2 separate regions of the Homo sapiens genome follow, and region 2 is linked to region 1. Evidence: read pairs that join two places in POLR2A ChIA-PET (ENCODE). Cell type or tissue: MCF 10A. All regions are shown on one strand. Each heading gives the region's core, and the rest is flanking DNA. Links, peaks and the distances in the headings are about the cores only.

Region 1 (10,500 bases), core at 4,984-7,483:
ATAGGACAAAGGAATTCAAATTGTTATTCTTTTCAAAGTTTTAGTATCTATGGTCGTTATAATAACTATAATCCAAGGTAGATATTAAATGCCATAAAAGAGGCAGAGCCATTTTCAGCTGCGTAGTACTTGATCTAAGACTTTCAAAATTGGAAAGATTTTAGAACGTAGAGAGAACAATCTGGCAAGACTTAAACTGCATAAACAAATATGTGGAGAAAGGACAACTTATGTAGAAAACGCGGGGGAAACTGAAATTGCCCTATTGGGTTAGAAACCTATAACTGCCCAGAAGTAGCAACGGAGCTGAAGTCAGAAAGACAATGGAAGAAAATGATGGAAGTCTTAGGATGGCAACGAGGACACATTAATCATGGTAGCGCTCCAAATATAAAGCCTGTGGTCATAAGATGTGACCATTTGGAATCCCTTGACTTGAGTTTGTTCCCGTCATCCTTCCAACCTTTCAGTTTGGAGGCAAAGGAGGTTGTATCCAGAAATAAGTATAATCTTCAAATGTGCCTGTGGTCAAAGCCTTAGCACCAACCACATGAGTTTAATCCAACGGCAAAATTATACAGTGGAAGAGGAAGTAACGTGCGTGCCAACGTGGAGGTGAGTTTAGTTCAACATGAGGTCCCAGTCTCAAAAATGCTCTCATCTGAAAAGAGTTCAAACCTCTGCTTCTGGCCTGAGATAGCCTTGAATAACAGTGGAGAAGACAAATAACAGAACTAAAAGGGTGGAAAAACTATTGGCTTGAGTGATAAAAAAACAAAAAAAAAAAAAGAGAGAGACCTGGGTTCTTATGCTGATTTTCTCAGTAAATGATATTTGACATCTATGTGACCATTGGCAAAACCCTTCCTCACTCTTTCTCCCATCTGTAAACAAGGAATTTTGACTGGAAGATTCAGGGCATGTCTTCTAACTTTAATAGTGTGACTTTTTAAATTTTAATTAACTAATTAATTTATTTTTTTATTATTATACTTTACGTTCTAGGATACATATGCACAACATGCAGGTTTGTTACATATGTATACATGTGCCATGCTGGTGTGCTGCACCCATTAACTCGTCAGCTACATTAGGTATTTCTCCTAATGCTATCCCTCCCTCCTCTCCCCAACCCCCAACAGGCCCTGGTGTGTGAAGTTCCTCACCCTGTGTCCAAGTGTTCTCATTGTTCAATTCCCACCTATGAGTGAGAACATGTGGTGTTTGGTTTTCTGTCCTAGTGATAGTTTGCTCAGAATGATGGTTTCCAGCTTCATCCATGTCGCTACAAAGGACATGAACTCATCCTTTTTTATGGCTGCTTAGTATTCCACGGTGTATATTTGCCACATTTTCTTAATCCAGTCTATCATTGATGGACATTTGGGTTGGTTCCAAGTCTTTGCTATTGTGAAGAGTGCTGCAGTAAACATACGTCTGCATGTGTCTTTATAGTAGCATGATTTATAATCCTTTGGGTATACCCAGTAATGGGATGGCTGGGCCAAATGGTATTTCTAGTTCTAGATCCTTGAGGAATTGCCACACTGTCTTCCACAATGGTTGAACTCCCACCAACAGTATAAAATTGTTTCTATTTCTCCACATCATCTCCATCACCTGCATCACCTGTTGTTTCCTGACTTTTATTTTTTATTTTTTTGAGATGGAGTCTTGCTCTGTCACCCAGGCTGGAGTGCAGTGGTGCGATCTCGGCTCACTGCAAGCTCCGCCTCCCAGGTTCACACCATTCTCCTGCTTCAGCCTCCCGAGTAGCTCGGACTACAGGTGCCCGCCACCACGCCCAGCTAATTTTTTGTATTTTTAGTAGAGACGGGGTTTCACCATGTTAGTCAGGATGGTCTCGATCTCCTGACTTCGTGATCCGCCCGCCTCGACCTCCCAAAGTGCTGGGATTACAGGTGTGAGCCATCATGCCCGGCCCTGACTTTTTAATGATCTAACTGGTGTGAGATGTTATCTCATTGTGGTTTTGATTTATGCGGCTTGCTCTGAGTAAATAAGACTCTTGATTACCAATCTCAGGGTGAACATGAAATTAAAAATGTCCTCTTCAGTGTCATGGTCCTCTTGTTTCTGTCCAGTCTCAAAGGGCTCCCCACTCACTTCCCTTCTCAATTTTCTGAAAATCATATGTTCACATGCTCCTTCTTTAGTACTCTATACACAAGTTTAAGATTTTGATGAGCCCGTGCTTGTCTTTGACAGGTCTCCTAAGATCTTACAAATAATGATCATTCAATAAATATTAGTGGAATGAAAAAATGATTAAAATGCCCATTTTCAAGTAATGCACAAGGTTATATTCACCAAAAAGGATTTCCAGGAAAATCGTGGAGACAGTATAAACAATACACTTGATCTTAGCCAAAAAGCTGAGAAGCGATAAAGAGTATGAACAATAAGCAGCAAGGAAGATCACATACTGCTGCTCCTGATATTTTTTACTTTGGAGTATTTCCTAGGAAATCTGCAGAAAAAGAATAAGTAATTGTCCCACGGAAAAACAGCAAATGACTCAGTGATCTTGCACGTCTGTTCCAGATTGTAATTCCTAGCTAAAGGCTTTATCCGCAGATTGATGCATCAGAGAAGCCTGAGGATCTAACTTTCAATCTTGCCTCTTCTGCTCAAATACCTATTAAGAAGGAAGATTACATCTCGGCTGTTATAATGGCACTGGAAATTATGGAATTAGAGTTTTTTGGCACTAAAAAATTACTTGTATGGAAGCAATTATACATACTGCACCTACAAATCTTCCAAACCTTTAATACCTGAAAAGTTACATAGCTTCCAGAGAGCGGTTTAGAACTTAGTTATGGTGTTTGATATAAACACCTCCCAACACCCACTTTGCATATCATATGGCGAGTGTAAACTAAATGATTTCCTATTGTACATTGTTCATGTCCAGGCATAAAATTATAAGAGCTTCAATCTTCAGAGTCAAGAAAAAAAGCTAACTTAACACATCATCTTTAAGAATAAATGAGGTTACAAATCTACATTTGGAAGAACAGAATCTAGTCCATATGTACCAGATACCATTTTTTTTTTTCAAACTTAAACTCCGGATTCCAAAATGTATACTCTCTCTATATACTGAGGTAACAGCTTGTCAGAGAAATGTGGCAAGCAACAGCAGGACTAGCACAGCAGATGGGTAGTATTTTTATACTGGCTTTTAAGTGATAATGTGAGTTTACATAGGGTCATCCTAAATATTGTTTAAGTGCATGGAATGACTCGAGTCACTGTCTAACCTTGAGTAGGCTGTTTTGCTTTCAGTTCTTGTCTTAATTTCCAACCATCAAGGCTTCATCAAGAGAAATCTATCTTTTATTTGGAAAAAGGAGCTGCACAAATTTCTCAGAACCTCTCTTTTCAGATTCACATGTTTTACATTGCCATTAAAAACAATACGGAAGAAAAAAAAAAACTATAACAACTTTCCTGTTAACACAGTGGACTAAATCAGTCTCACTCAACAGGTCACAAATGGTATCTGTCCCAGGAAGAAAAACAAAAACAAAAAAGATTAGCACACTAGATGGTGAGGTTGAGAATACCAAGTTCTAATTTCAGCTCTTCTACTAACTGGCTTCATAGCATTTCTAAGCCACAGTTCCCACATCTGGAAGATGTGCTTACCAATAACTATGGTACAGAGTTGCTGGGGTGGGAGCTGTCAAAAGGGAATCTATGTAAAACTGCTACCAAAGATGTTTTTTTTTTTTGAGACAGAGTATCGCTCTGTCACCCAGGCTGGAGTGCAGTGGTGTGATCTCGGCTCACTGCAAGCTCCACCTCTGGGGTTCACGCCATTCTCCTGCCTCAGCCTCCCAAGTAGCTGGGACTACAGGCGCCCACCACCACGCCCGGCTAATTTTTTGTATTTTTAGTGGAGATGAGGTTTCACCGTGTTAGCCAGGATGGTCTCTATCTCCTGACCTGGTGATCTGCCCGCCTCAGCCTCCCAAAGTGCTGGGATTACAGGCGTGAGCCATTGCGCCCAGCCAACTCCTACCGAAGATTTTAGGACTCACATCCTTCCACCTTGTGCCTGAGACTATTTCACTTGTTGATAAAATGAACTTCTAACTTCAGTGTCAAAAGATTCCATGGATTTTAAATGAATCCTACGTAATCAGAGCAAAGTTTTTGTTCACAAATGAGAATGTACAGCAACCTCAAAATCTTAAGAAAGTGATAACTTTTATCACTGTTTTACTGTGTGCAGAAAACAGTGATAAAAGATATAAAATACAAACACTATTATATATCCACTATATAGTGGCCTCCTCTAAGGTAAGGTTTCCCCAATGGGGATGGTAGGTGGAAGACAGTAAGGCAGAAATTTTAGGATTTCAGATGGTATTAGGTACTATTACCTTTGAAAATCTCCTCTTTCTCCCTGCAGCATAACACAACCAGAAATGTAAGCACCCAGAGGGCAGGAATTTTTATGATTGTATTTACTCCTGACTTCCAGTGTGTGGACAAGTGATTGGCACCGAGTAAGCATTCAACAAGTATTTGATGAGTGACTGTTGAATAAATGATGGCTCCATGCAAGCATTTCTCTTTCCTTCTTTCCTGTTGAAAAATAATTGTTATAAAGAAATCCGTAAGGTATATTCTATTTCCCAAAGAAGGATATACTGTGTTTAAAATTAAGCATCTTACCTAAGTTTACACAGCCAGAGAATTACTGAGGCCAGATCCCACCCCAGACTTACAGTTTCTTATTCTTTCTACTAAGTTATACTGCCTTGATGAACCTTTTAAATCTAGAGGCATGGGTCTACTCCTGTGAACAAAGACAAGTCTGTGTGAATCTTTCTGGTCCTTCAACTTCCACACCGTTAAGGATGACATAATAAATATAATACTATAGAGCGTCACTGGCTAGAATGAGATCAAGTCATAAGTTAGGAAATGGTGAAGACTGAATAGCTTCTGAGGTCACTTGACTACAAATAGAATCACACAATTTTGCTTGTTAATTTGTAAAATACTAGAGAAATATAAATAGTTTATAACATTACAATTCTTAGTTTACAAGCTCCTTGAGTCAGGACACTTATGTTATTCATCTACTCATGAATGAATTGGCCAGTCCTTGATATTAGTATCTGGCAAAGTTAGTATTCTGAAATTGAATGACTGGATAAATGAATAAGAATGGCAAAATGTCAAAGGGATAAATGTAAATGACTGCATTTCTGACCAAAACACTAATTGTAGAATTATAGGATGGATCAGATCCTGCCAGATAAAGCACAGGCTAAGATAAAATTATATACTAAATGCAAAATTTTCCTAAAATGCAAACTTTATAGTTCCTCACTTACTTTGTTAACAAAACTGACTGATGTTACAAAGGAAAGGACAAGTTAGTCTCAAGACATGTGCTTTTAAAACTGTATTTAGGAACAAAAGAGTATGTTAGCTGGCCGGGCGAGGTGGCTCATGCCTGTAATCCCAGCACTTTGGGAGGCCGAGGCAGGCAGATCACGAGGTCAGGAGTTTGAGACCAGCCTGGCCAGCATGGTGAAACCCCAACTCTACTAAAAAAAATACAAAAATTAGCCTGGTGTGGTGACAGGTGCCTGTAATCCCAGCTCCTCGGGAGGCTGAGGCAGGAGAATCGCTTAAAACTGGAAGGTGGAGGTTGCAGTGAGCCGAGATTGTACCACTGCACTCCAGCCTGGGCAACAAGAGCAAAACTCCATCTCAAAAAAAAAAAAAAAAGAAGAAGAAGAAGAAGGAATATGTTTGCTCTGTTTAGAGAGGAAATTACAATTTTCTAATAAAACAACTACTCAGACAAACACATAGAAACTATGTTAAACAAAGTGATTTATGGAAACCATTCTTTCCTTTTTCCTAATATTCCAGTTTTTAGATTTTGTGACAATTTTATATTTTCTGGAAATTAATGATATTTTGGGTATTACGGGGTATTGAATGCCTGTAGCCCATTCAACACAGAAAAGGGGCATATACTTTACAAAAATATTTACCAACATTCAATTTCATTATAATGATAAGTCTAACAGCAAAATTTGAATTTGAGTGGAGCAACAGAAAACATAAAACAATACACCATCCTCAGAAAACCCTTAATCACACTCCATTTTTGTGCACTAAAAATCTAGACAGTGGCTCTCCAAAGACGTGGTCACTGAAGAAATGGATCCCTCTAGAGGGCGTACTACACTGGGTGTGTGGGGAAGATGCTACCAAAGTGTAAAGGCTGGAGACCTGGCACACTCAGGTCCTGCCATGTACAGGCCATCCCCACACAGGGAGGAACTCTCTTGCTTTCAATGCCGGTAGCACCAGTAGAAAAACAACTGGCTACACTCTAAGTTACTCCCAGTTTCCCCTAATTTTAGTCCCTGGTAATATTTTTATACCTAGCTCATGAAAAATCACTATTTGATCCAAAAAAATCAGTAACACAGAATATAATACAGAAGATATGGATAACCTCAACGTTATTTAAATATTTTTTGTTTCACATAATTAAAAGATTGTGGCAATGGGTCCATGTATCTCTTCTCTCTCTCTCCACACACACACACACACACAGACACACACACACACATACACATATATCCATCTTCCCCACCAATAGCTAAAGACAATACTCAGGAAAATGCTAAGGGTAAATATAATTTTTAAAAACAGTTTCTATCAGGCCATTGAGTAAATCAAAGTGTTAGAATACACAGGACTTGAACTTCACAGTTGTTTTATTAAAACCAGAAGTCTTTTGGTAGTCAAAGAAATAGGTGAACTTGAAACACCATGTGTAACTTTATTTATTCAAACAAGGCTATGGGATATCTTCTAGGTTTTACACATTTAGCGGCATGCCGAAATGAACCAGTAAGAAACACATCTTCACAGAGCTTTATCTCTAAGAGGGGTGCTAAGCCAAATGGGTGAATAACATTAATATGAAGGAAAAGACTAAAACTTTCATTAAAGATATACAATAAATGGTAATAGGATTTCAGAAAGAGGACACTTTTAGCTCAAGGATCTGAAAAAGCTTAGAGGTGAGTTGGCACTTAAAACCAAAACCTCATTGCAGCTCTGTCCAATTATGACAAGTGACAATATGTGGTTTGTAATAGGTTTAGTGTGCATATCAAGTGACATTTAACAGTATAAATTCTGTAACAGGTGTCCCCAATCCCCAGGCTATGGACTGATAGTGGTCCTTGGCCTGTTCCTAGCAGGTGAGTGGCAGGCGAGCCAGCATTACAGCCGGAGCTCCGCCTCCTGTCAGATCAGTGGTGGTGGCATTAGATTCTCATAGGGGTGCGAACCTTATTGTGAACTGCGCATGTAAGGGACCTAGTTTGCATGCCCCTTATGAGACTCTAATGCCGATAATCTGAGGTGGAAGAGTTTCATACTGAAGCCATCCCTACCCCACCAACCCTGGGTTCGTGGAAAAACTGTCTTCCAGAAAAGTGGTCATTGGTGCCAAAAAGGTCGGAGACCACTGCGTTACAAGGTCATTTGCCCAATTACAGTCCTGAAAAAATCCTTACTGCAGCTTTTCTCTTTGGGTCAGAAGATGGTAACACAGCATATGTTCTGAAAATATGCATAATATATATCATGTATATACAGACCGAATTTAATAGCCACTCTACCCGTTGGAGTTTTAAGTAGCGATGTACGTGACACTCAATATGACAGCATGGGAGGTGGAGAAAAGAAAAGTAAAAACTTGTTTGAAAGAGTTTTATCTTTAATTTATCAGGTACCAGGAGATTTTGAAGGCAAAAATAAACCCTCCTGTGGAAACATTTCATTTACCTAACAGCTTGAGATCTTTGCTGTGGATTATCTTTTATGTGACACTCCCCCATCCCTTTCTTGAGTCTGTATATGCAATTAAGGGAAATACAAAGCTGTAAATGCCAGACACCACAAGGCCCTTTAATCAGATCCAAGATGTCTCACATGGAAAGACCACCAGGCATCAACACACGTGCAGGTTACTGCACAGGCTCACATTCACACAGAGATGCCTTCCAATGATTTTAATCCCAGCCCCCACAGTTCATCATGTTTGTTTGTTTGTTTTTCTCCCCACTTGTTTCTTCTTTCCCTTTGGACTTTGTAGTGTCTTCTGTTCTCTTTGATGACAGTTTGTCAATTAGATGCATTCCATTCAGTTCAGAAGTTCATTAAATTCAGATAACATACTATTCTTGCAAGCTGACTGTGTTTATTAATGTAACATGTGACACAGGTAGTACAACAGGGAATTTGATCTTTTCTTCGCATTACTCAGACACCTGGAATAATGCATTGCATCTGCTATTCACTAAGGGACGTTATAATATTATTTACATATTTAAAGATTTCTGGAGAGTCACATGGCTTTGAGAAATTCACGAATGTGTGCATTGCACAAAGATAAATTAGATATAGGCAATATGCTGATTCACATATCTCTAAATAGCTTTAATTTTTGTGCCTGCTTTGCAAGGGGATGGAGAAGAAAAGGGGCAGGAGAGAGGAAATAAGAAGCTCTTTACATAATTAAGCTTTGGGTATTCAACAAGATGTTGGAACTATTAATAGCTACCATAAAGTCAATCTTTAAATTTAAACAGTAAGTCCAAAGTATTTTCCTCTATTTGTTATCTCATTAAACTGTTTTTTCTACTCTGCCTTTCTAAAGAATAAAAACAAACAGAAATGAAACAAATTCTATCAGGCCACAGTCCCTCACAGAACCTCACCAGCAGGAAAGATTTCCAAAGGCATGCAATGGAAGAACTGAGATGCAGCAAAGTCCATGGTATCTATGGGACCTCTGACTCTCCCAAATCTTAATAACTGTTTGTGCCAGTTGAACCCATCAGGATAAAGGCAGTTTGAAGCAGCCCAACGATGTTATATCACTTCAGGATAAATAAGGCTAGCAAGTTTAATTCAAGAAACATTGCTCAAATGCATATTACCTGCTGAGCACCTTGAGATTCTATGAGATGCATCCTTTCCCCTTAGGGAGCTTCCAGTTTAGGAAAAAATAGAAAAGCACTATGTCGCATAACTGAGAGAAAGTTTTAAAATATTTTTATTGTTTCACATAAGGACAGGATTGAGTCAACATTTCTCCCTTCTTTTCCTTTCTCTTCTCTCTCTTTCTGGTCACACTAACAGCAGATGTTGAAATGTTCATGTTTGTGCAAGTGCACTGCAATAACAGTCAAAAGCTTGACTTAAGAATGCAAAATAATTAAGCACTAACTAAACATCAGAATATTCCTTTTATATCCCCAAGTCTGCTGCCTATTAAATGAATGAAAGAAAAATGAGTTAGGAGTTCTCCAAGATAAATCAGCTTCCCTCAAGTTAGTCGCTTAAGCCTATTTGAAGACATGCTATAGATGAGGCAGGGTGCATGTCAAAAATGCATCTTTGTCAAGCGTTTATGAGAAGACAAGCCACAGAGTGGGAGAAAGTATTTGCAAACAACACGTTTAAGAAAGGACTATTATTATTGAAAATATCCAAAGAACTCTCAAAACTTAGTAAGAAAAACAACCATTAAAAATGGGCAAAAGACCTGAACAGACACCTCACCAAACAAGATATACAGATGGCAAATAAGCAAATAAGCCTGCTACCACAGGCAAAATCCAAAAGTCTGACAACACTGATACTGACAATAAAATTCTGGCCACAATGTTGTAGCAACAGGAACACGCATTCATTGCAGGTGGGACCGCAAAATGGTACAGATACTTTGGAAGGCAGTTTGGCAGTTTTTTACAAAACTAAACATACTCTTACCATACGATCCGGCAATCACATTCCTTGGTATTTACCCAAATGAGCTGAAAATATATGTCTACAAAGAAACCAGCACGTGGATGTTTATAGCGACTTTATTCATAATTGCCAAAACTTGGAAACAACTAAGATGTCCTTTAGGAGGTGAATGGATAAATAAACTGTGGACATCTATATAATAAAATATTATCCAGCATTAGAAAGAAATGAGTTACCAAGCCATGAGAAGACATGGATGAACCTTGAATGTATATTATTCAGTAAAATGGCAATATGGAAAGGCTGCATATTGTAGGGTCCCAACTATAAGACATTCTGATAAGGCAAAACTATGAAGCCAGTAAAAATTTCAGGGGTTACCGGGGTTGGGGGAGAAAGTAATAATAGGCAGAGCAAGGATAATTCTTAGGGGCAGTGAAAGTATTCCGCATGATTCTATGACGGGAAATAAATGCTACACACTCATCAAAGCCCACAACATGTACAACACCAAGAGTCAATGCTAATGTAAACTATGGACTTTGGGTGACAATTATGTGACAATGTAGGTTTATCGATTGTAACTAATGTGCCACTCTCGTCAGAGATGTTGATAGTGGGAAAGAATATGCATTTGTGGGATTTGTGGGGATGGGGGTATAT
Region 2 (10,500 bases), core at 3,347-5,846, 150 kb after region 1:
CTTCAGCAAGACTCAATGGCAATACAATAGTGGAAAGTTACAATAATCTAATCAATTCTACTGGACTTGTCTAAGGACGTAAAATATCAAGAGAGTATCTAGTGTCTGCAAAAGAGTTTAGAAAAAGCATTAACCAACCAAGAAACTAGAATATCTTCAGTAACAACAACAAGTAGCGTGCCATGACAGGCTAGCACTAAATCTTATAACCCTTGAAGTCAATCTGTCGTTTTAGTGAATATGTTGAAGCAAGCGTAAAGGGTAATGGCCTGTGAAGACCACTAGTTCCGTATGCCCTAGTAGCTTACTCACCAAACCACCTTACCTGAGTCTTGGAGCTTATTTAACTATCTGTGTAAAAGAAACATAAAGGGATCTGGTGTTTTGGTCATTCTTTTGGGAACTTAGTCAGCTTGAGTTAATCCTTCCTGGGCCTGATTTCTCTCAAGCACAGTAACATCAACTGTCTATGAAGTTGTGGCCCAGGTCCTTGGAGCCAAACCTACTTCAAGAGGCAGTTGGCTTCCTTGTTTGTGAGCCCTCTTTAAACATGGATTTCAGGACGGGCGCGGTGGCTCATGCCTGTAATCTCAGCAGGTTTCGAGGCCAAGGCGGGTGGATTATCTGAGGCCAGGAGTTCAAGACCAGCCTGGCCAACATGGTGAAACCCGTCTCCACTAAAAATACAAAAATTAGCTGGGTGTGGTGGCAGGCCCCTGTAATCCCAGATACTTGGGAGGCTGAGGCAGGAGAATAGCTTGAGCCCTAGAGGCGGAGGTTGCAGTGAGCCAAGATCGTACCACTGCACTCCAGCCTACATGACAGAGCGAGACTCTGTCTCAAACATACATACATATATGTATATACACACACACACACACATATATGTCTCAAACATATATATATACACACATACACACACGTACACACACATACACACACACATACACATATATATATATATATATATATATATATATATTTCATATTATCACATTATCTAAAACAGCCACCTTATGATTTTCTCCTTCTGGATGTATTATTATGACCCCTCTACATCACGTCATGTTATTCCCCTACCCTTTTAAATCCATTTTTAAATAATATCTGCCACCATGTGTATTTTTCTGTTTATTTTCAGTCTCTCCCCTAGAACATATAAGCTTCATGAGAAGCTTTGTCTGTTTTGTTCCTGTTTCCTTGGACTCTCTTTCAAGACCTAGCCCAAATAAGTGTTCAGTAAGTATTTTTGAATAAATAAATCAGTGAATAATGACAGACTGTGACACAGGCAGTAACCTTTCTCATAGCACTATCTTTTGGGTAAACACAGTTAGAAGTACAACAATAAGCAGTGGATACTCTAGAATTTGATATAAAAACGGAACCAAAGAGGTTCAGTGTCCATCTGTGTGTGCACACACACGCTCACACTGGTAACTATGTGTGTATCATCAAGCTGGACGGCCCAGATTTGAAGGCTAGCCTTGTGAAATTGATAGATTTTCTTCAACTCTCTTGTCATAGCCAAAAATAGAAAAAGAGTGACATGACAGGTTGGTTGAAATTTAGACTTTTCTGAGTCTGAATTTCCAGTCTGATTAAACTGTTTAAGGCCAGCAGGTCTGTATACTGGAAACAGATGTTTTCAAGGTGCTAATCCCTCTATCAGAGGAGATTTCATGTTTATATCAAAGGGCAGTAATAACTATGAAACACTGTGGTATTATTAAGAAAAATTCCATTTAACATTTAAAATTCATGTGAACATTCTGGGTAATGGGGGTCCTGGTACAAGGAAAGACAGGACATTATTGTTTTGGAATGCAACTAAAAACTGAGTAAAGTTGATCCTCTTGTGCGCAGATATAAAATATTATAGTAGACATAAATTTGGTAAGTGTATTTCCACATACTCTTAGATAGTCCAATATATTGGCAAGGGTGGTAGAGTGTTGTCTGCTTAAATCTTTCCCTGGGCCATAGTTTTCTCATCTATAAAATGAAGAGAATATCACATGTTCTATCTAAGCCAGGGTGATGTTATAAGATTTAGATAAGAAAATGGATGGGAAAATACTCTGTAAGTTGTAAAGTGCTATAATTATGATGATTTTCCTAAATAGCATTAATTATAGCAACCAGTAACTATAAATTAATATGAATAATATAGCTATTGTTAATTATTCTTCTTCTTGAGGGAAGCATCATTCATTAAGTGTTCCCTTGGGGTATTAGTAAAGAGACAGGATTTAATCAGGTCTTCTACATCTGTACTTTACTGAAGCAGAAAGTACATCAACTGACTATGCCTGAAGTCACTGCAATATCTAACCACTGAGACTCAACAAGTCACAGAATTACCCTGAACTACACAATAAAACAAGTAATTATGATATGCAACCAGTCTGTGCTTGTAAGACATCAATTAGTTTCCAGGGTCCTTATTCTCCCTACCCTCTAAGTTCAGACTGCTCCCTATTTTCAGTTTCTCAAATTAGGTTGATGCAATTTATCACAAGTTCCAGTCTAATGCTGTGTGATTTTGCACAAAAACTGGATAACAGGGGAGCGTGGGGTGAGAGGGGAGAAGATTGTGCAAATACTATAGTAGCTTTACTCCTACATTTCAATTCCATTATGAATTAGAATAGGCCTTTTTTTCACTCTTGAGTCTCAATTTTATATCTCAGTTCAAATAACTGTTGTCCTGCCCAAGTCCTGCCACGAATCTGTAGATATTCATTTACCTTTCGATTTAGGGGATCTTGCTACTCTCAATCCCTTATAGTAGATACCAGGATCCAAAGTCCTATAACCAAGCAACAGAATCCTATAGACTTACCAACATGTCTTTCTCCTAACTCCCTATCTTTGTAGCTGTGCTAGTTACCTGACTGGTAAATGACCTTCCCAATGCCAGCAACAAGGAAGATTCTCCTGACTAATGCTTTTTCTAGTTACCACCACAAACTTTTATAAAGTAGTTAATGTAATTATAACAATCCCCACACTCTTTAACCATCACTAGAGAGATTTCAAAGATTACATCGTCTTAGTCTGTGTTCTGCCAAGAAAAACAATGCCTGTGAGAAAAGCTCGCATGTTGGCCATTTATTTTGGGAATCAATTCTGAGAAACAGTACTGAGGGACTAGAAGGAGTTAAGCAGAGAAGGAAGGAGATATGGTTTGGCTGAGTCTCCACCCAAATTTCATCTTGAATTGTAGTTCTCATAATCCCCATGTGTTGTGGGCAGGACCGTGTGGGAGATAATTGAATCACGGGGGCATTTTCCCCTATACTGTTCTCCTGGTTGTGAATAAGTCTCACAAGTCTCAGAAGTTAAATGGTTGCAGAGAAGGCCCGGCACAGAAAGTGAGTGAAAGGTGTTGCAGTTGAAGCCAAGTGCTACCAGGTCACACCTGTGCAGAGCTGATCGCTGTAGCAGCTGCTGGTACACGAAGGTGGGAGGGGAAGATGCGAGGTGGGGCACCAAAGGTGTCTACTGACAGCGTCCCTTTACCAAGGACCACAAAAATCCTATGAATAAACCATTCGAACATGTTATTTTTATATTTATTTTTATGCATTATCTGAATACATATGTGATAAAAAGCTCACCAAACCACAGTTGGGACTTATTATGACTTGACAAATCATAATAAGTGCTGCCAGCAGAATTATAGGATGATGACTCCCCCACTGTAAGTACATAAAGACAGTCCAATAAATAGCCCAGAACCAAAATGTACAGCGTGTGAATGAAATGAACTTAGGCCATTATCAAGAGTCTGATTTTGAATGGGTCATATTTCAGGCCAACTATCACTAACCCACTAACTACAGGTGATAGACGAGGAGTACCAGCAATTGGTTATGAAAGAGCATTCATTTGTATTTATTTACTTTTTCATTCTTTATATCCAAAAAATTTAAATTCACAGAGAAGTTGAACAACTATTAAAATAAACTCCACTCACCCATCCTTCACCCAGATTCATCAGTGGCCACCATTTCATCACACTAGCTTTCTGTCTACATAAATTAGATTTGCTGTTGCAATTGAACCATCTGTAAGATGTTGCAAAACCACCCCCCGACATCCCCCATATGCACCTCAGTTTGCATCTCCTAAGAATTTCTAATTTTTTCAAAACCATTCTCACACTGGAGAAATTTAACATAGAAACAGTATTATCTAATATCACCCATACTCACATTTCACTAGTGGTGCCAGTAGTGTTCTTTTATCTACTGTTAATTTTCACCCCAAATCCAAGGATCACATCATAAAATGATATGTCTTTTTATTCTCTTTTAATTTAGAACAGGCTCCTAGCTGATTTTTGATTTTTATAAAGCCAACTTTTAAAATAATTCTGGTCAGGTGTCTTATAAAAAGTCCAACCAATCTGGTTTTTCTTGATGACTGGATTCAGATTAAATAAGTCAGGCAGGAATATCACATGCGTGAGGCCACATCCCTTCTGCTGCATCCCATCAGGAAGCTCAAGGGTCAGTTTGGCCCATGCTTGGTGATGCTGAGTTTGATGACTCGATTAAGGTAGTGTGTACCAGATTTCACCATTTTAAGCATGACTGCATGATTTTTAAATTAAAAATAATCTGTGAGGTGATATTTTGGGGCACTGTGAGTATTCTACTAGTCAAAAACCTTTCACCCACCCAGTGGTTTTAGTGTCCATAGATGATCTTTGCCTGAACTAACTATGGCCTTAATGATTGTGAAACGGGATGAAAATAAACATATCTTGCCTAATACGTTAACGATTTATTTGTTCAGTATTCATTTCGGTTTCAAGGTAGGGGAGCAGGACTAACTGAAAAGTCCTGTGCTATGAAAAAAAAATCAGAAACTTAATCATCAAGTAAAAACTGTTACATAGGAAAATCTTATCCAGGATATTAAAGGAAACAAAAGGCCAAGGGGAATGGTCTATTTAATTAAGAAACAGTCTCCACCCTTGGATGTTTATATACTAGAATTAGATCCAATGCCCAGCGTCATACTCAAAACATACATGACCATGAACTAATCTTCAACAACCTTCAGAATCTCTGAGGTAGACAACCATACTGACACATTATAGATTGTGAGTTCAAAAAGCCGGAATTTGAATGTGACTGCTCAATTACAGACCTGAGAAAGTAACCACATAATCCTATTTTTTTCAACTGTGCTTCACAGAGCTCAAGGAATGTCTTACCACTGATCCCATATGGAAAACAAAGAGGTTCCCAGACCCTACCCAAGCTTGAGCTTCCTTTTGTGATTAATTAGAAAAGCTTTCCCTGATAACTTAGGAATATAAAACTGTCTTAATTTAGTAAAACCTAAGAGGCTAATAATACAAAAATTACATTGTGTTTACATACAACTTTTCTTTTCAATGGTAGTTTCATTTAAATTTAATAATACAACAGGAATTTCACTGTATTTTTTTTCTATTATGGTCAGTAATGTTTATTACTCTCTTCTTTCTAATATCAGTGGGGGAAAATGGTGATAACTAAAGGAATTTTGAAAGTGTGTGCTTTTTAAGTAACAAAACACACTATGTTTGTTAGTCTGTTTTGCATTGCTATAATGCAAAACTTGAAGCTGGGTAATTTATAAAGAGAAGAGGTTTATTTGGCTCATGGTTCCGCAGGCTGTACAGGAAGCATGGAGCTGCCTTCTGCTTCTGGTGAGGGCCTCAGAAAGCGTTTACTCATGGAGGAAGGTAATGGGAGGCAGCATGTCATATGGTGAGAGAGAGCGGAAGAGAGAGCGAGGAGAGGTGCTATACTCTTTTAAACAATCAGCTGTCCTATGAACTAACAGAGAATTCACTCTGTATGACCAGTACCATGGGGAGGTCACTGATACAGTTTTGCTCTGTGTCCCTATCCAAATCTCATCTTAAATTGTACTCCCATAACTCCCCATGTTATGGGAAGGAACAAGGGGGAGATAATTTGAATCTTGGGGGCAGTTTCCTCCATACTGTTCTCATGGTAGTGAAAAAGTTTCACGAGATCTGATGGTTTTATCAGGGGTTTCTGCTTTGCATCACCCTCATTTTCTCTTACCACCGCCATGTAAGAAGTGCCCTTCACCTCCTACCATGATTCTGAGGCCTCCCCAGCCATGTGGAACTATAAGTCCAATTAAACCTCTTTTTCTTCCCAGATTCGGGGATGTCTTTATTAGTAGTGTGAAAACAGACTCATACAGGCACCAAGCCATTCATGAGGGACCTAAATACCTCCCACTAGGCCACATCTAAATATTGGGGATTAAATTTCAACATGAGATTTGGAGGGGACAGATATCCAAACTATTTCTATCTAGTTTCTCTTGAAAGTGTAATCATTTTGTTGTAAGTTAGATCAATCTTTTTTCCATCATCTGTCTTTGATGAAATTGGGGAAACAATCAATATTTATTTGTCTATAATCATTTGTATTAAGTAATTTCCTCAAAGTATCCCTAATAAAAAAGAATACTGGTGAAAGCTTTGGAGTCAGGCTGTAATACCTGTATCTCCCAATTGCTGGCTTTGTGACCTTCAACAATTCACCTGAGCTCTCGGGTCCCTCATGCAGTTGTAAAAATTAAATAGGTTTATGCATGTCAAGTAATATTCACATAATAAGCATTCAATAAATGCTAGCTATTTAATTGTTACTTTGACAATAGTCTCAAAATAAATGCTTCTGTTAATAGTCAGGCAATTGAGTATGTGACTTTATAAAGTACTTTGATCAAAAGTAAAACTAAGTTACTGAGAGGCTTCAGTAGATGGGGCTTCTATGCATCTGAACATGTGTAAGGGTGCCAGGAATTAACCATAAAGAACACAATCCTAGATCAGTGTTTTTCAAACATTAGCCTATACAGAACCACCAGGAGGACTTATTAAACCTTAGATTACCAGGCTGTACCTGCCACAGTTTCTTATCTGTACATCTTGGGTGAGGCCCAAGAACTTACATTTCTACCAAGTTCGTAGGTGCTAGTGATGGCGCTGGTATGGGGATGTTCTCAACATCCCCAGTGATGGTGCTGGTCTGAGTCATTCTCAAAGTGAGGTGTTCTCACTTTGAGAATGACTTTTCTAAGTGGATTTCTAACACAATGAACATTTAAGTGTGTGGGGCAGGGGGAGTAAGGGTGGGTACTGAGTGAATTTATAGTTTATTTCCCTTAAAAACAACCTATATTATGTCATATATATGGTTAATGATGCCATGAAAATACCAATTGACACACCAAATAATAGCTAAGAGGTATTTGGATAAAAATAAAAATGAAGACAGTAACATTTCTATTTAATATAATCTCTCATGCTGTATAGTAATATGAGCAGCCTCACCAAACGGATCCTGGTAATGTTCAGTGGACACAGGCCGTATTCAGTAGTGAGAATTGCAGAAAATATGATCTATTTTATCTAATAGAAATATCATTTTATGGAAAGAGATACAAACTGTTGTAAGTTAGGGAAAAAATGAATGCATTCCTATTGGGATGTGTATCCTCTTTCCCAGTCATTCAGTTGAAGTGTTTAGCTTTCCAAAAACCTTACCTATCTATCTCCCCAAATGTACCCTTCTCCAGGGGAGGAGGACTTACAAATAACCCACTAACTTGATAACTGACTCCTCTTTGTCTAATTTTCCATGACACCAATGTTCATAGGGTAACTCTCATGATGGATTTGAGTGGATGGCTTTTCTCCCATGCTGCTCTAGAAAATAGTTTATGCTAAGTAGTATGCAGTGTAAAAAAGCCATGATACCCAACCTTGAGGAGTTTATATATATGTATTCTACTGAAAAATATCACTTGCACTTTTGCCTAGAGATATCAAATTCACTATGTTATTTGATACTCTTTGTAAAACTATGTGGAAGAGACACAAATTTAAAAACAAAAACAGTCCCCTTCCCTAAAATCCTTCTTATCTAATGGCCAACAGAAATACAATTCAACTTTTCTAATATGCAAAACCAGGCCTAAACTCAAGTCTTATTAATATCCGAGAAGGACATCTTCTCCACATGTTAAAGGCAGTGGGAAAAGTTGTCGCAAAAGCTGTCTTGGGAGCAAACACTAGAGCATTCATAAGGGGGAATACATTTCCATAATCTGAAGTGCAATACTGGCTTGACAACTGAGAACACAGCATTAAATAAACAAGAAATAAGGTAACAACAGAAGACAAGAGTTTTTCATGATAAAGCACAAAAACGTTACATTAGGCCATTTTTGCATCACTATAGAACAATAGCTGAGGCTGGGTAATTTATAAAGAAAAGAGGTTAAATTGGCTCATGACTATGCAGGCTATATAAGAAGCATGGTGTCAATATCCAGACAGTTTCTGATGAGAGCCTCAGGAAGCTTATAATCATGAATGAAGGCAACAGGGAGCTACCATGTCATATGGCGAGAGGAGGAACAAGGCTTGGGGAGAGGTACCACACTCTCTAAACAACCAGATCTCGTGTGAACCCAGAGGAAGAACTCACTCATTACCAAGGGGATGGCACTAAACCCCCATAAGAGATTCACCTCTGTGATCGAGTATCTCCCATTAGGCCCCACTTCAAACACTGGAGATCACATTCTGACATGATTTGGAGGGAAAAAGCATCCAAGCCGTATCAAACGTCAACATAGAACATAAATGCTACGCTTGATAAATGCTTGAATTTTTTTTCCTCACAATTTACATTATTTCATCCTTTTCAGCCCTAACACACTCACCCAGTGTTAGCAATGTTTGGCCAACCCAAATCTCCTTTAAAGGAAATGGTCCTGCCCCCATTCTTTGTTGCCAAAACAGCCATGTTTTCAACCATGCGACTCCATTTCAGAACACTGAGGCCCACAGAACCAAGGGTCCATAAATAGGCTGGTGAACCTAACTTTTGGACAGTGACAAGGAGATTAGATGGGCAAATAAATCTCCTTCTCTTATGCGTTTGGACTGAAAAACATGTAACAAAACTGCCGCCAGGCACGGTGGCTCATGCATGTAATCCCAACACCTTGGGAGGCTGAGGCGGGAGGATCACCTGAGGTCAGGAGTTCAAGACCAGCCTGGCCAACATGGCGAAACGCCATCTCTACTAAAAATACAAAATTTAGCTGGGCGTGGTGGTGGGTAACCGTAATCCCAGCTACTTGGGAGGCTGGAGGCAGAAAAATTACTTGAACCCACCCGGGAGGTAGAGGTTGCAGTGAGCCAAGATCTTACCACTGCACTCCAGCCTGGGCAACAAGAGTGAAACTCAAAAAATAAAAAAAAAAATAAAATAAAAAATAAAAAATTGCCACAGGGATGAGCTATGGCTGTGATCAACCAAAAAGATGATGTACATGGTTAATTATTAACAATCCAAACATACAACAGGAGGTAGGAAGTCTATCATTGGGTGGAGGAAAACAATGAACAAGCGAACACTAGAGAAGCAGAGGAATGGAGAGGAGAGGAAAAGAGGAAGGGAGAGAGGGAAAAAAAACAATGAGAAGAAAAATAGATGGAAGAGTTCAGCCACAGATCTGCCCTGACCCTGAGCTTCCTGATATCAGATCTCATTCAGATCCATCCTTAAGATAAACTCCATGATTCAGCGCTACTCCAGGGGGCCTCTGTTTCACACAATCAGCCCTACTGAAGCAGCCTAAACAAGACCAAGTCCCGCTGATATTATCAAGCAGTTTCTTTGACTTTCTGGAACTCAACTTTTACCTCTACAAAAATGAGGGTATGCACCTTCCAGGTCGTTTTCTATTTTTTTAACCTCTAATACTGCATAGATCTATAATGACATTTCACAACTTGCCTGTCACTATCTTTGCTGTTCAAAAGCCATCAGACTAAACCCGTAAGAGTTAGGCCAACTCCGAGTTTAAGCCAACTCTTTTATAAGTAAGGGCAGGGTCATGGTTAAAGTGATCTGAACTTGGGTATACACAAGTAGCCTCACTGTTCACTGTTCTATTCAAATAAGAAAGCAAAACTAAATATGCAACAAAAACCCCTCACTTTTCACAATATTTACCTACTCGTTGAATGATTTCTACTGAATTCCAATCCTTATAAAATAAAAATAATATAAATAATATATTTTTAAAGTAACCCCTTACAATTAAAATAAAGGTCAATTTGCATAGATAATAATAAGGAACAATACATATATTATCTATTCATCAATAAAACAGGAACTCTAAGAATAATCACAATAAGATGAACTATTTGACAGTAAAATAGATATTTGGCACCCCCTTTTTAAGCAGCAGATCCCCTGGTAAAATGAAATCAGACACGGAAACCCATTGTATGAAACATATACAGACAGAGCTGCTTTATCCCCCATCTCCTTTAGTAATATTTCCTGAAGCAATTCTAAGAAATTAATAGTTTAAAAACCACTGCTACAGATTATCTAGGCAAGCTGTGCCATCCTAGAGCGTCACCTTACC

Evidence for each region. ChIA-PET counts read pairs that join two places held together with the same protein. Peaks named below come from ENCODE experiments on the same cell type or tissue, not always from the same donor. Only the 100,000 strongest peaks of a DNase experiment are listed, where the experiment ranks them.
Region 2: POLR2A ChIA-PET joins it to region 1 with 5 read pairs; 3 of 35 experiments call an interaction of 5 or more read pairs at or near these places.

What each region holds. Positions count from the first base shown.
Region 1 is chr3:188,660,739-188,671,238 of GRCh38, reverse strand. The region is part of intron 7 of LPP (LIM domain containing preferred translocation partner in lipoma); the gene reads right to left. Among named protein-coding and RNA genes, the nearest start is that of MIR28, 23 kb to the left of the region's middle. In MCF 10A, for the core only: a CTCF peak has its summit at 6,264; a DNase peak (open chromatin) is centred at 6,238.
Region 2 is chr3:188,513,267-188,523,766 of GRCh38, reverse strand. All of the region lies in intron 5 of LPP (LIM domain containing preferred translocation partner in lipoma), which reads right to left. Among named protein-coding and RNA genes, the nearest start is that of LPP-AS1, 50 kb to the left of the region's middle. In MCF 10A, for the core only: no CTCF peak of the experiment used is centred there; no DNase peak of the experiment used is centred there.